Regions from separate parts of the Mus musculus genome. Here region 1 is linked to region 2. Evidence: chromatin loops called from intact Hi-C (ENCODE). Cell type or tissue: gastrocnemius. All regions are shown on one strand. Each heading gives the region's core, and the rest is flanking DNA. Links, peaks and the distances in the headings are about the cores only. Region 1 holds the start of Cdkn1a (cyclin-dependent kinase inhibitor 1A (P21)). Region 2 has its middle 6.1 kb from the start of Gm41556.

Evidence for each region. Hi-C counts contacts between places; a loop is a spot of excess contacts. Peaks named below come from ENCODE experiments on the same cell type or tissue, not always from the same donor. Only the 100,000 strongest peaks of a DNase experiment are listed, where the experiment ranks them.
Region 1: a loop joins it to region 2, with 4 times the contacts of the local background. A loop is called at or near these places in 37 of 42 quality-filtered maps.

Annotation. Positions count from the first base shown.
Region 1 is chr17:29,089,356-29,097,680 of GRCm38, reverse strand. Cdkn1a (cyclin-dependent kinase inhibitor 1A (P21)) reads right to left here and starts at 3,912. Exons shown (of 3, transcript NM_007669.5): 1 at 3,820-3,912. In gastrocnemius, for the core only: no CTCF peak of the experiment used is centred there; DNase peaks (open chromatin) are centred at 3,572, 3,966, 4,354, 4,981 and 2 more places; H3K4me3 peaks cover 3,279 bases; H3K27ac peaks cover 3,285 bases.
Region 2 is chr17:29,046,087-29,054,411 of GRCm38, reverse strand. No RefSeq gene overlaps it. Among named protein-coding and RNA genes, the nearest start is that of Gm41556, 6.1 kb to the left of the region's middle. In gastrocnemius, for the core only: a CTCF peak has its summit at 5,067 (motif pointing left); DNase peaks (open chromatin) are centred at 1,154, 3,396, 5,106, 7,988 and 1 more place; H3K4me3 peaks cover 1,398 bases; H3K27ac peaks cover 3,016 bases.

The DNA.
Region 1 (8,325 bases), core at 234-8,233, 43 kb before region 2:
CTGGGTGACCCCGAATAAGTACCCTAACATCTCTGGGCTCCCTATTTGAGAATGAACTAAGTTAACATAGGCAATCCTGAGAAACAGAAGCCATGAGCGTGCCTCTCTGCCCCTAATTCTGACAGAGCCTCCTCCCTGCCCCTCCCTCCCTCCCACTGTCACTGACAGGTGCTCCAGGCTGGAGGCCTTTCCAAAGGACGCTGGCAGGCAGTAGCCTGGGAGGAGGCAGCAGCCTGGGAGGAGGCAGTAGCCTGGGAGGAGGCAGCAGCCTGGGGGGAGGCAGTAGCCTGGGGGGAGGCAGCAGCCTGGGGGGAGGCAGTAGCCTGGGGGAGAGGAGAGTCTGAAGGGGTGGAGCGGGGTTAAGGCTCTCTCCCAGGCTGAGCCACATCCTGCCAGGCAGATCAGGTAATCTGGAGTCTAGACACCTCCCAGCCCCAGACGTGCCTATAGCCTGTGCCCAAGGAACCCGTTTTACAGGCACTGAAAAAAAAAAAAAAGTTAAAGGTGTTGGTTTACCTGGCTCCTCTCCAGGAAAGAGGGATACCTGAGTGGCCCATCCTGACTCCAAGACTAGGGGATGCAGCTTCTAAGGAGGGCCTTTGAGCTTGCAAGGTGAGCCCCAGTGGCTTCCTGAGGCAAGACCCCCTGGGCTCTTACCACATACACTACCACACACATACACACGCCCAGCTCCTTAAGACCTCAGGGTGAGTTTGCCCACAGCTGGAAGAGAGAAGGGGGTACCCAGACTATGATTCAAGGTAGGAAGCCAGAAGAGATGAAGCGTCTGGGGCCCCGATGGTAAAGCCTGGGCCTTGTGCTAAGCAAGGAGCTCTCTATAAAACTGGGTGTGGCGGCACACACCTGTAATCGCTGGAGGCAGAGGTAGGGAAAGAAGTTCAGGGTCTACCTTGGCTACTACATAGGGAACGTGGCCAGCATTGTGGCTTCCATAAATAAGTAAAACAGCCAATTCCCAAAACACAGCACTCGGGAGGCAGAGGCAAAATGTCTGTGAGTTGAAGGCCATCCTGGTGTGCATAGTGAGAGCCTGGCTAAACACCAACCAACCGAAACACAGGTCTAACAAGGATTCCCACTGCCCGCAAAAGGATTCTCAAGGTGCAGACCTCAGAGGCCTAAAGGACCTCAGATGGCCTCTGCCTACAGGTAGAGCTTGGGGCCTATTCACATCCTTTAGTACAACTCAGTCATCCTCCTGCCTCTGCCTCTAGTGTGCTGGGATTGCAGTTGTAAGCCACCAAAAGCTATCGTTAATAGATGGCAATATCACATTCTTTTACGGCAGAGCTAATCCAGGTTCAGAATGTGTGTCCAAAGGCACAGGGCTCACAAGCGGGGTTTGAATTCAGACCCTTTTGGTCTAGTATTGATCATTCTCTCGTCTTCTCACCTTGAGGGGCATGACCAGAGGACTCCATTAAAATCAGCTGGAAAAGCTTTTTTATTAAATATAGACTGAGCTCCATGTTATGGGGAGAGTCTTTAATCCCAGCACTCCACCAGAGGCACGTGATCCTTATGAGTTCCAGGCCACTGGGCCAGCCTGTCTATATAGTACTGGTAGCTGGGGCCATTTTGTAAGCTTGTCTCTCTGTCTCTGTCTCTCTTTCACACACACACAGAGACAGAGAGAGAGATCTATATAGATATAGAAATATAGATTGGCTCATTTCCCCAGACAAACTGAGCCGAAAAACAAGTTTGGTGCCCTTCCCCAGACGGTAGCTCACAGGGGCCAGAGGAAGGAAGGGAAGACACCAATGGACTCGGCTAAGGCTGGATAGTCCCCAGTTTTTCATAGCTGAAGATAAGACCAGGAACCCAAGAGGGGCACGATCTCCACCTTGTCTCTCAAGGGCCACGCCTCCCTAATAGTCCGCTAGCACACCCTGCTAAAATCACTTGTATCTGGCCATCAGGCATATTTTAATTCCCTTTAAGCCGCGGTGGGGGTGGCAGAAGCCCGTGGTGCCACCCGCGCCTAGCCGGCCTTGCAGTCCTCACTGATGCCGGTAGGGGGCGCTGTGCACTCAGGAAATGGCGCTCGGTAGGCGGCGCGTAGGCCGAGCAAGGAGTGGTGAGTCAGTTTCCTGCCCGGCGCTGCCCGCCCGCCAAAACTGCTTGGGCACCGGAGCTGCGCGTCACCCTGGGGTGGAGAGAGGAGAGGAAAGGAGGGGGACCCCGGGCCACAAAACACGTCACGATGAGCCCAGGCTTCCTAAATTCCCGCCTATGTTGGGAAACCAGACTGAGCGCGCGCGCGCGCACGCATACACACACACACACACACGCACGTACACAGACACACACACACACACACATACGCACGCACGCACACACGCACGCACGGACACTCGAGAGCAAAGAAAGTGCTCTTAGCTCTGGCCCCCTCCACCTTGATCTCCACGCCCAAAGCACGCGATGAGTCAGATCCCTGGAAAATAAAAATAGATGAGGGCGAGGACAACAAAAAACCGCCTGAGTGTCCTCTCTGAAACGCGACGTAGGGGACAGAGGAAGCTGCCAGCGCGCCCCCAAATGCCAAACCCAAGCCCAAAGTATTTCCCGCACGACCAGGGTGCAAGTGTAGCCCTTGTCCCCGGAGGTTCCGAGTGGAATGGATGTGCCCTAGTGGGCGCACTCAGCCTGGTCACCTTCCTACACTGGGTGTGGACTGGGTCGAGGGCCCCAGCCCCGGGGCGTCTGATGTACGGCACCCGTAAGCCTCACTCCGCGAGGATACCGGCCGCTCTACAGTGCGGGCTCCTCTCGCGCCCCACGGTCACTGGTCCGGGTCGTGGTGGGCGCGGTGGGTGGGACCCTTTGCGCTTCCCGGGCTGGCAGGGTGGACAGGACCCGCCCAGACTCCCTGTCCCCGAGGGCGCGCCGCCGAGCGGGGACCGGACACCGCGTCCTGGACCTCCCCGTGTCCCGGGTTCCCTGGGAACATACTGTGCCCGCCAAATAGGTCACTGTGCCGCGCGGGGGAGGGGACGGGGCAGGAACGAGGCTGTACCCGGGCAGGGAAAGGGGCTTCTGGGCTGCCACTGACCCATCCCCAGTTGTGGCGCGATTCTGGTCTCAATCCAGTGCCCGGGGTCTCCTTGTCACAATGAGTCACCTCCTCGCCTGTCCTCTAGGACGTGCCCAGGCACGATCCCGAGGGCGGAGGACACAGCTCGCGCTGACCTCAGAGCCCAGTGGGGTGGTGGCTACCGCGAAACAGGGCACTTGGTTCACAAGGACCGGGGATCCGGCGGCACCCATGGGATCGGAGAACCGCTCTGCGCTAAGCTCTAGATAGACTCGCCGAAGCTTGTCACAACCGCCACCCAGGACCCATCTCGGGGCACCGTGAGCTTCATTCTCACGCTTTGGGCGAGCCGCACCTGGAATCCCTAGAAACATTGGCAACCAGAAGCGAGCTCCCGGTAGCCGATCCCCGCCAGCCATCGCTCGGACCCGGTCTCCAAGGACTGGAAGAGTGGCTGCCATCCGTGGTCCTGGAGTTCAGACTCTGTATGCCGAGTCCGCGACATAGCCTGACCCTCGTCACACTCCAACAAACGAAGCCTTCAGCCACCACGGACGCTCAGACCCACACCCGTCATCCACCTGCCGCGGACACACCTGTGACTCTGGCGGGCACGCACAAATACACATATACACACACAGGTGATCCACTCATCACCACACACACACACACACACACACACACACACTTCTGGGGACACCCACTGGGCTCAGCGCATTGCTACGGGGAAGAACTATTGTTCCCTGCCACGAAGCTCTCACCTCTGAATGTCTGGATATCGCTGTGGATCTGCGCCTGACTCCAATTCCCCTAGACTCTGACACCGCGGCGGCTCACACCTCTCGGCTGCTGCAGTTGGCGTCGAGCTGCCTCCTTATAGCGTCGGCCCAGGCCCCGCCCCCTCAGAGGCAGGACCAACCCACTCCTTCACCGATCCCGGGGACTCGCTGGCCCGCCCTCCCCTCTGGGAATCTAAGCCCGCGCCAGACAGCTAGAACCGGCGCGCGTTAAGAGGGCGCGCCCTCCCCTCCCCCACACCTGGGCTATTCTCTTGTCACGCAGCGCACCAGCAGAGCCACATACATCTATGAACAACAGTACAGTTAGAGCTGAGTGAGTGTTTATGGGTCTGTCCCTGACCAACTGTGGGAAGGACTAACTCTTTTCCAGATCACTGATATTAGTAAATAAAATCCTGGGTTTCGGGAGGTGGGTCTGTTGGTACAGTGTTTGCCTAACTTGCTGGAAGTGAAGCCCTGGGTTGGAGCTCCAGGGCCCCATAAACTGGGCATGCGGGGTCACGTCTGTAATAACAGCGCCCAGTGGGGGGTGAGGAGGGGGAAATAGGCATTCAAGGTCGTTTTGACAGCTACCTATTCCGATGGAGACCAACTTGAAATATGTGACACTGTTTCAAATATAAATAAATTGATCATTTGAGTATGATAGCAAAAGCCTGGAATCCTATACTTGGGAGATTGAGGCACGAGGGGCGTTACAGGTTCAAGACCAGCCTGGGCTATCCATTGAGACCCTCTCAAAAACAAAACAAGCCCATAAATAATAAAAAATAGTTTAAAATCCCAAGAAGTCCCACTATGTCTGGAGATTTTTTTCCCCCTCCTCCCAGAAGCCCCTCGGACATCGGGTCCAGAACGCGATCATTTCCTCCCTGTCTCACAGACGAGGAAAGCAGTTCCACAGAAGGAAAGGATGCTGTCAACCGCCTCAGAAATCGGGGAGATTGAGTCCAGTTCTCAGACCACGGACTACCAAGAAAAACAGCCGCCAGGCTCCTTACCTCCCCTCTCCCCTCTTCAGAAGCCAGCATGTGAACATTTCTCACACCATAATACATCCTGCAAGTGAGAGCATCAAGACCTGACTGGGACCACACTAATGGCTACCTGCTGACCTCTGGCAAGCTGCCCAGAGTACTCTGCTTGCAGATTTCTTTCTCTGGGTCCAAAATGAGGGAAATGTCTAATACTCCCCCTCCCAAGATCCAGACAGTCCACTAAAATGACATTGATAAAGGACAATTCTAGAAACATCTACGGATGTTCCTGACAGACATAGCAGTAAGACATTCTCCGTTCCCACCTTCCTCCATGTCTCTAGTCAGTTTTATTTCCTTCTGTTTGGGGTCTTTTGAGACGAGGCCTCGCTATGTAGCCCAGGGTGGCCCTCATATTCAAGGCAATCTTCCTGCCTTAACTTCCTTGCTTAGAGTTAAGACTACAGGTCTGAGCCATCACACCCAGCAGAAGGGGGTTTTCTTCAGTCTTGTTACACGATCCAGCCTGGTCACATGGGCTACATAGCAAGACCACCATCTCAGCTAAGCATAGAGGTACATGCCTGAAATCACGGTACTTGGGAGGCAGGGGGGATTTGGAGCTCAAGGCTAGCCTGAGCTATCTGAGATCACCATGCATCCAAAAAGGGATGTAGCTCCGTTAATATAGCGCTTGCCTAACATGTATGAAGCCAGGAGTTGGATCCCTAGTAAGGCATCATCTAGATGATAGCGGCATACATCTGTAATCCCGGCACTCAGGAGACAGAAACAGGAGGACCAATAATTCATCAAGGTTACATGACATCCTGCCTCTAAAACAAAAACAAATTCCTCTCTCTCTCAAAACAAACACAAACAAAAATTTTAAATAAAGCAGAGACTGGAGTCTTAGTTTGAACGGATATCTTTAGTTAAAAGATCAAAATCCTGCTTTGGAGAAGCTGTGAGTTCTGACATCTGCTCTCCGATGTCTAGAGATCGCTGCCCAGACATGCCCAGTCTTCCTCCTCGGATTTAGCTGACCTAGACAGGCCTCCTCTTCTGTGATGGGGGGTGGAAGTCTGGGAAGGGCTTGGCCACCTTCCCAACCCCCCTCAAAAGCCTCATCCTGTTCAGAAACACAGTTGAAGGACCCCCTTCAGACCCCCAAACCAGGACAGACATAATGGCCACTCCCACAATGCCCCAGCTCCTGAACGGTCCAGTCCCTGCATCCAAGTCGTCCATCCCAGGGCTGGGCTGTCAGGGGCCAGCACAGGATGTCAAAACTGCCCAAATCCCCTTGGCCTCCAGGCTTCTCAGATAGAAGTGACATTGTCTGTCTGTTTACTTTGGGAGAAAACAGCTTGAATAAAGGCTTATACTGAACTGCTGAGTGCTGTGACCTCCTGTGCCTTTACCCTACTGGTGTTGGAGAGATTTATTTTAAACAACTTCTGGCTTCCCAGAGCACCACAAAAGTACTCAACAAATATTTATTAAGTCTGGGACTACTCAGTCTTTCTAACAAACATTCTTGGCCTTGCACTTGAATGTATAGTCAGGCACACCATTGCACGTGAATGTATACTCAGAAACATGGTTGGAGGAGCCCTCCAGACCCCAAAATGACAAAGTGACAAAATGACTACATACAGTACCTGACACATACACACCCCAGGCACACACACACAGATGCACAAAAGCATCCTTCACCTGATACATGTCACAAGATACATACCACCTTTTATTCTGCTGGCAAAGTGGGACGTCCTTAATTATCTGGGGTCTCTGTCTCCATTCATGCTCCTCCTCACCCCACAGCTGGTAGTTGGGTATCATCAGGTCTCCACCACCCTGCACTGAAGCAGCCCCACCTCTTCAATTCCAGGGCTGAACATGTCAAGACATGTTCCTGAAGGCCAGAAAGCTAGTCCCCACCCAGGACTGAACAGACCCAGGCCTGCTGAGCTCCGATTTTGCTGCTGGTCTCCGAGAGGCAACAGCCAGGGATGGGAGGACTGATGCAGCCTTGCAAGGTATCCTCTGGGGCTGATAGAAAGGAAATCCAAGGGACCAAGGGAGATATAAGGAAGACTCCATGTTAGCTGTTGCTGCTACCCAGGAAGGAAGAGGAAGTGTGGACGCCAAAATCACCACTTCCCAGAAAAGGACAGGGGAGTACCAAAGAGGGACTGTCAGATTTCAGAAGAAGTCACCTCCACACAAACTCCCAAGAAATTCGACCACAAAACAAAGAGAGAATAGAAAATGGTCTAAGCACGAGGGTCAGGATAGAGCTTTTCATATCCCTGAGAAATCAGAACTGACATTTCTAAAACTTCTCCAGTCTCAGCTCCATCATTAGAAATGTATTCCTTTGAGGCTCAGCTGGTAAAGTTGTTTGCCTTGCAAGTATAGAACCCAAGTTGAAATCCCATCACCCACAGGAAAGAGCCAGGCTTGGCTGCATGCTCTTGTAATACACACACACACACATACACACACACACCACACTCACATACACCACACACACACATACATATATACAGACTTACACAAACATGCACACACATTCACACATGCATGCACACACCACACACATAGGCCCACACACACATATAGACTCACACAAACACACACACACACACACACACACACACACACACACACGCACGCACGCACAGGCACACATGAGGCACTGGAAGCAGGAGACTAGAAGGGACTTCCTGGCCAGTGCACCTAACCTGGTCAGTGAGCTCCAGGCTCTAGCAGACCCTCAAAAACACAAGGTGGTAGCCAGACCAGCTGACGAGATAGTTCAGTGAATGCCACATTTAGGGTTTCTGTTGCTATGAGAAAACAGTGACCAAAAGTGTCTTAGAAAGGAAAAGGTTAATTTCACCTTCCACTTTCAGGTCACAAACCAGCACTGAGGAAAGCCAGGGCAGGAACCTGGAAGGCAGGGACTTTAGAGGAACATTGGTTACTGGCTTGCTTTTCATGGGTCCCTCAGCTCCTTTTTTTCTTATAGGACTCAGGTTCACTTGCTTCGGGGTGATAGATAGTGAGCCAGGTCCTAACCATTAACCAAGGGAAGGACCCACAGACAGACGTGCCTTCAGGCCAAGCCCATGGTAGCCATTCCTCAACTGAGGCTCCCTTGTCCCAGGTGGCTCAAGTTTGGATTGACAGGAAAATAAAACAAAATAGCCAGGCGAGGTGGCACAAGCCTTTAATCCCAGCACTTGGGAGGCAGAGGCAGGCGGATTTCTGAGTTCAAGGCCAGCCTGGTCTACAAAGTGAGTTCCAGGACAGCCAGAGCTACACAGAGGAACCCTGTCTCCAAAAACCAAAAAAATAAAACAAACATCACAAGGTTACTTCTCCATTGTCTATCACAAATAAATTCTGGGACACTCTGCTCCACACACAGGGTCTCTCAGGGGTCCAGGCTGACAGCAGCTCTACCATAGTGTAGTGACAC
Region 2 (8,325 bases), core at 181-8,180:
GTGTGTGTGTGTGTGTGTGTAATTGTACCATAACTCCTCTGTGGAGGGCAGAGAACAGCCTTCAGGGGGGTTGGTTCTTGCCTTCTACCACGTGGGTTCCAGCTGTGGACTCTGCTTGTCCTTTGGCAGCAAGTTTCTCTACCTGCTGATCCACTTTGATGACAGGGCCCACCTGTAGCTCACAGCCACCCGGTTAGTGGGAGCTGAAGCTGGAGTTTCAGAAAGACGGGAGGCCCCTCAGCAGGCCTCGCTTCCTCTGCCTCTGCCTCCTGCTTCCTCTTGCATCCCATCCAATGCTTGGCACTGCTGGCCGAGGAGGTCACAGCTCCTGACACAGCACATGCCAGGTCCCCACCCTCCAAGCCAGTCCTGGCTGCCATACAGAAAGCGAAAGGAGGATTTGGAACTGAACAAGAAAATAATAAAACCGCGGAAAGGGAAGAAACAGCTGTCAGAATATTGGAAAAATTCCCAGGCAGGAATTCCCAGCCCTCAAGGGCTAGCCAGGCTGAGGAAGTTCTTCAAAAACAACCTGGAAACTCCTCCTTGATACTGCTCCCCAGTCATGGAAGCACCTCCGTCCCTGCCATGTGTGTCTGAAGGCAGAGCCAGCTTAGAGTCAACTATAAGCTGGATAGTGGCGGTGGCCCAAGTCCTTTATTCCCAGTGCTCAGGAGGCAGAGGCAGGGAGATCTCAGATTTTAATCCACTGGGACTGGAATCAGAGCATTGTGAGGTGCCATTGTGGGTGCTGGGAGAGATCCTGGGCCTTCGGGGAGAGCAGCCGGTGGTCTTACCTGTTAAGCAGTCTCTCCAGCCAGATAAGAAGAATTCTTAAAAAACAAAACAAAATCTACCAAGTTTGGGTTTGGCTGGGGGTGGAGAAAGTCAGAGGTCAGACATCTTGCAAAAGGGCTACCACGTCCTCTGGCTGAGTCTGGCGTCCTCGGCTCTGTACTCATTCTGAATTATAGTTCTGTAAGAAGAGCGCTTTGCAGGGAGATAGGAGCTCTCACTCTTCCACCAAAGAAGAAGGATTCTGCCTAAGCTTGCCAGTTCCAGCCAGGACATGGCCTGAGGACCGTCCTTCTGCCCCATCTTTCACACCTGTCTCTGTCCCATAAGGCCTCTTGTCTCCAAAGCCATCTGTCTCCCAAACAAACCCCAGATGCCATCCCAAGATTAATCTTCCAAAGACACTCCCTGCTCCCTCTGTCAGCCCGCCAGACCCACCCTGCTCTCTTGAAGGCTCAGAAACAGAAGAACACTGAGCACAAACCCAAGACTCTGGGTTCGAATTCTCCCTCCGCTACTCCAAGCCTTCTCTCCTGCCCCTACAGGTTGGGGATAATAAGGACACATTACCTTAAGTTATGTGCTGAGGGTGGAGTGAGTAAGAAAACAGTGCCTTGGGTAAGGGTATCGCCCAATAAGAGTTCACGCTGACTGCCAGTGCTGGAGGACCTAGGTTTGGTTCCCAAAACGGAGAAACAAAAATGGTATCTGGAGTCATGAACCCTTTTTATTTTTTAGATTCATTGTTTTATTTTTAAAAGAATTATTAGCCGGGCGTGGTGGCGCGCACCTTTAATCCCAGCACTTGGGAGGCAGAGGCAGGCGGATTTCTGAGTTCGAGGCCAGCCTGGTCTACAGAGTGAGTTCTAGGACAGCCAGGGCTACACAGAGAAACCCTGTCTCAAAAAAAAACAAAAAAGAATTGTTTATTTTATGTATCTGAGTACACAGTAGCTGTCTTCAGACACTCCAGATCGGATCATCTGAGCCATGTGGTTGCTGGGAATCAAACTCAGGACCTCTGGAGAGCAGTCAGTGCTCTTAACCACCTGAGCCATCTCTCCAGCCCCTGTTTTGTTTAAAGTGTGAGTGTTTTACCCACAAGTCCAGGTGTGCACCAGGTTTGTGCCTGGAGCCTTAAAGATCGGAAGAGGGAGCTAGACCTGAGTCCTCTGCTAGGGCTCTTAACCAAAGAGCAGCCCAGCCCCCCCCACCGCCTTTTTTAAGGTAAGGTCTCACTATGTAACTACTATTTTAAAAAACAGTATTACATTTTATTGTGTATACATGTGCGTGTGCATGCATTTGTGATCAAAGGACAGATGCAGGAGTACACTCTCTCCTTCTACTGGCTGAGTTCTAGGGTTCAAACTCAGGTCATCAAGCTTGGTGGCAAGTGCCTTTCCTCACTGAGCCCTCTCACCAGCCCATCTCTTCCCATTTCACAGTCCCACTGAAGGATTCCATCTCACTCACCGACTTCAGTGGCTGGAATGTACACGGCATATAAAAGATGCTGAATAAACACGCTGAATTTCTCCATTCTATGATCTGTTCAGGGCAACTGCTCTCCTAACACACCTAGGCATCCAACATACACACGCACACACATACTCACATACACTCATACACACTGTCACATACACATACATACATTCACATGTACGTACATGTACACACATACACACTCCTACACAAATATACACACATACATAAATACACATATTCACATACACACATTCACACATGTATACACTCACACTTATATGCACACTCACATACACATTCATATACACACATACAGTCATACACACATATACATACTCATTCACATACACGTGTATGTATGTACTTTTACATATACATACATACACATACATACATATACACATTCACACATATACACATACACACACTCACACAAATATGCACATATACATACATACATTCCCATATACTCACACTTACCTATTCACATACACACATTCCCATATATGTGAATACATACACACACACATTCACACTCACACATTCACACAACCACATAAACACATGTATATACACCCACACACATTCACACACTCACATCAACACACACATACATACATACATGCACACACACACACATAAATACACACACTCACACACACACACACTCTCCTCTCTTAAAGGGCCAGGTTCCTTCAGAGCTTTCAATTCTAACTCCCTCCTCCACCCCCTCCCTGCTTCCTGGGCTTCAGGACCAGCTCTAGCTCTGAGACACACATTAGCTTGTGATGGGAATTTTAATGCTTTCTCAGCTTCCTCTCTGACTTGGCACTTTGTGCCCACCACCTCCGAGGGGCAGCCCGGGTGAAGAGGTTCTCCAGCCACCCAAATGCCCTCTTCTTGTGTGGTTTTGATGTTTGGAAAGGGCTTCCCAGGTGAAGCCATCAGAATAACTAGACACAACAAGACGTGTGGTCTCGAAGTCACTTTCCGGGCTCCGTGACTGTGAGATGAAAGGCAGGCAAGTGTCTGCCCAGGAAATCCGAGCCGGGCAGTTCGGGGTAACAGGCGGCTTCCCGCCCTGGCTGGGGGACAGCTGCCTACAACCCGGCTGTTGACACACTAAAAAAAGAAATTCCATGGTGACCAGTAGACTCTAGCCAGCACCTGATGGAAGGCGGTAGTTTGAAAATAATCCCTAATGACACCCAAGCCTCCCCGGCCCCGTTCCCAACAAAAGGAGAAACTGGAGAAACTCCTCGAGATGGAGTTTTTTTAAGAGAACTGGGGTGCTCAGCTGCCAGAAGCCCTGGCAGAAGCTGGCTAGGGTTGGTCTCCAAGGTCACCACAATGGCAGCCCCTCAGGCTGGCTGGTGCTTTCAGACACCCACACCCTGGGATAGCCAGGGTTTGTGCTAGCCAGAGGGCAGTGGTCCCTGGAAGGCTGGGGTGGCAGAGGACTGAAAAATAACAGCTATAGCTAGCAGTGCTGTTGCCGGGCTCTGTGTGGGCTCCTCTCCCAGTCTCTCTCGTCCACAATGCCTCATGAGCACCGGTCCCTTCGTAGGACGCTTCTGAGTGTGTTAAAGCAGAGTCTTCTCCAGTCTATATGCAGGGTCTATAAAGGTGACCACAGCCTTCTACCATAAGACAGGTGGAGAAGCTGAGCCTGGGAGGGTCGTTTCTCCTGCCCACTGTATAAGAGATGATCAGGCTGTTTGAGCACTCAGTGTTGCTCCATCCCAGATCTAGGAGCTTCATGGAACTTAGCATGGGCTCTTTCTTTCCCCTGGACTCCAAGTGTAGGACCCCACCTCCTCTTCCTAAATACCTCTGGCGCCCAGCACTCTTATCTGCATGGACTTTGCCCTCTGCCCTTGTGGACCCAGCAGAAGGACTCGCTGATAAGGGGCCATTGCCCAGGTTTATAGTTTCCTCCCGCCTCTCTGGCGACACCTGAGCCTGCTGATCCCCACCCTCCACCCCACAGTCATCCAGTGGCCATCATCCACATTCAATGATAGGGGCACATCCCGTATAGCCAGTCGCCCACATAGTCTCACACACAGTTACATCACTTTTACCCAGACTTAGTCACAAGGGTACACCTCACACACTGCCAGCTACAGAAACAGTCACACATTACACTATGGCTTTACACACACGCCTATAGTCACACCTTACCTGCATGTACTCAAGAGGACATGCGTGCGTGTTCAAGCATGCACACAAGTGAGCACACGCACTCGAGCACCCACACACACATACACATAAACGTCTCTATGATAGTGAATGGGAGGGGCCAACAAGTATAGAGAAAGATTCACCTTCTAGGGCAAAAGATGACTTAGGGAGATAAGACCCTTGCCTCTTTTGCTTTGAAAACCTGATGGCCAGAGTTCAATCCCCAAAACCCACACCAGGTGAAGAGAACCACCTCCACGCCTCACACTTAAGGCCACTTAGCTGCACGGGCAAGCATGAGTGCATGCACATGCACACACTCACACACACAATCAGTACAAGTAGACAGATCTTTGTGACTTCACAGCCAGCCTGGCCTACATAGCAAGACCCAGGACAACCAGGGCTATATAGAGAGCTCTCAAATTTAAAAAAAAAAAAAAAAAAAAAAGAGAAAAACGTTTAAGGTTATTCTTAGTTTATAGACCCTCTTTCAAATAAAATATAGAACAAACGAAACATAATAAAATGGAATAGCTGTTTTTGAAGGCCTTTTTGGGATCCCTTGCTTGTCTGGAACTGTTAGCTGCTGCCACCTTGTGATCTGAGGCGGAACTACAGACTCTGTGCCCAGGGCGGGGCGGTGGCCAGCTGGTTAGACAGGCTCCTACTCCCCACACCCCCCACCACCATATGCCACCAAGACCCGTGACTGCCGTTTTATAGGTACATTCCATTGGCATAGGAAACAGCAGTGGAACCTTGGAAATCAGCGTTTGGCTGGTGCCCATAATGACCCAGGCCACTGTCATCAGTTACAGTGATGGTTGGTGGCAATGTCCTGGCATCCTGATGGGTTTCGTGAACTAACAGTGATGAAGACCCCAAAGTAGTGACTGTGACCTCTACTCTCCAAGCCACCCTTAACATCTTCTGTCAGGTCTTGGAGGTTGGCCCGGGGCACGAATCCTGGCACTGACAGGAGTGGGTGTGTCTAATGATCCCCGTCCTCCCAGAAAGCTCTTCTGAGCCCCACACTGTGGTGAGGCACCTACTATGTATCACTGTTGAGCCCAGAGCCATCCTGCTTCCTTTCCCTGTTGGTCTTATTCGTCTGGGTGTTTTATGTATGGCATGCATCATGTATGCCCCTAGAGGCTAAGAAGAGGGCTGTGAGCTGCAGAGTGGGTCCTGGGAATTGAACCTGGGTCCTCTGGAAGAGCAGCCAATGCTCTTAACCCCTGAGCCATCTCTGATTGTGCTCGTATTTTATGATTATTTTCTAAAGATTTATTTAATGTGAGTACACTGTCACTCTGTTCAGACGCACCAGAAGAAGGCATACAGATGGTTGTGAGCCACCATGTGGTTGCTGGGAATTGAACTCAGGGCCTCTGGAAGAGCAGTCAGTACTCTTAACCACTGAGCCATTTCTCCAGCCCCCAAATTTTATTATTAACTTTTTAATACTAAGTGGGTGACTTAATTCTATCACCAGGCAGTGGTTTCTATTTTCACCTCCTGTTTTGCATATTTTTTTGTCTCTTCCAGGAGGTCCCTGTGATCCCCTGCCTCATGGGCAGCCATTAAGGTAGACCCTTTGTGTGCATGTTGTCATGCCCTGTGTTTTGTAGGCATGAATTGCCATACAGCACTCTTCCCTGCCCTGTAGGCTGGCCTTACATTCCCTACATAGCTAAGAACGCTTATTGAGATTATTAAGATTTATCTTGTGTGTGTGTCCCTCAAAGGCCATAAGAGGGCATCAGACCCCTGAAGTTAGTTACAAAGCAGTTGTGAACCTCCTGACATGGGTGCTGGGAGCTGAACTCAGGTCCTTTTCAAGAGCAAGAAGCATTCTTAACCACCGAGCCATCTCTCTGCTTTCCTTTGTTTCCTCTCCTCTCTCCCTTTCTCTATGTAACCCTGGCTATCCTGGGACTCTCTAGATCTGTCTGCCTCTGCCACTGAGTGCTGGGATTAAAGGTGTGCAACCACTACCATCTTTCTTGTTTGCTTTTTTAAAACACCTTGCACTTCTGACCCCATTGCTTCTAACTCCCAAGCACTGGTATTATAAGTATGTACCATCATGCCTGGTCTCATGTGATGCCAGGGATGATACCTAAGGCCTCATGCATGCTAAGCAAGCACTCTACCAAGCCACGTTGGTAGAGCACCTTGAATGCTAATGTGTTAGGAACTGGGTCATCTCATAGTCTAGAAGGTGGTAATTTGCTGGCTCTGTTTTAATATTGGAAGTAACTATGTTTTGTGGCTGACCTGTATTCCCTAGGCCATACACACTCAAGGTGATGGGCCTCAGGTACCCTGAGTTGGTGGCTGCTCAGCTCAGCCCCACCAGGCTTGTCAGGATTAACTAGTCTTCACCTCCTGATTCCTGTGCTGGTAAGAAAGGGTTAAACAAAAAACCTTCTACCTCAAATTATCCTTGACACTCAAAACCATCTCTGAATGGTGGCAAGGTGGCACAAGCTGTAATCTCTGCAAGCAGGAAGCTCTAGTAGAAGAGCCTGTAGTTCAAAAGACCACTTGGACTACATTAACTAGACCCCGTCTCAAAGAAAGATTCAAAGTAAATAAATAACCAGACATGGCCTATATATCTAGACTCTCAGTCAGGAGACAATGGCAGAAGGCTCACTGTCAAGTTCAAGGTTTACATAAAGTCAAGGCTAGCCTGGGCTACATAAAAAGACCCTGTACCAAAAAAAAAAAAAAAAAAAAAAAAAGTATGCGTGGGGGGTGTAGACCAGTGAGATGGCTCAGCAGGTAAATATGCTTGCTGGCCCAGGTCTGACCACCTGAGTCTGGTCCCCAGTGTTGGACTGACCTCTACAGGTGTAGCATTTGTCCCTCACCTATTCATTATCCTCTACAACACAACTAACCAGTATTTGTCTGATCTCCAGTACCCAAATGGTGGCGCCATATGTAACTCCAGTTCTAGGGGATCCAACATCCTCTTCTGGCTTCTGTAGGCACCAGCACACAGACACACACAGGCAAAACACCTGTACAAACTAATACTTTTTTCCGGCTGGTGAGATGGCTCAGTTGGTAAGAGCACCCGACTGCTCTTCCAAAGGTCCGAAGTTCAAATCCCAGCAACCACATGGTGGCTCACAACCATCCGTAATGAGATCTGACTTCTGGAGTGTTTGAAGGCAGCTACAGTGTACTTACATATAATAAAAATAACTAAATCTTAAAAAAAAAAAAACTTTCTCAAATATGTTTTTTTTTTTTTAAATAAAAGACTGGATGGTGGTGGTGCCTTTGGTCCCTGGCACCCAGGAATCAGAAACAGGTAGATCTCTTTTTGAATACCAGGACACGCAGGGCTACAGAGAAACCCTGTCACTAAAATGGATGCAGACGGTGCTTGTAAAATCCTTGGGGTGGGCAGCCCACCTGCTCTACTATGCCTCAGAGCCAACACGTGTTGGAGGGAGTCTACTGCCAACAAGGGCCAGGCCTGGCAATGCTGTGCTCAACCCTGTGCAGGCTCCACCTTGACCCTGGAACTTTGGTGGGGCAGTGCTGTGCGTGCCTGCAGTCAGGTCCTGTGCTCACAGGAGCCTCGTGTTGGTTACTATTAACAGAGTGCCAACCTGGCCACAGGAGTGGGGTGGTGACAAAAGCAGAACACGAGCAGGCAGCCCTGGGGGCAGGGACAAGCACAAACCACAGGTTAAATCAGACCTGTGTTGACTCCTTGGGGCAAGCTCTGTTTGCCATCTGTCTGAGGCTTTATCTGCCAGGGCGGCTGGCATATTGCCAGCACCCTCTCAGGGTGAAGGGTTGATTGGCGAGGTGACCGAGCTGTAATTTATC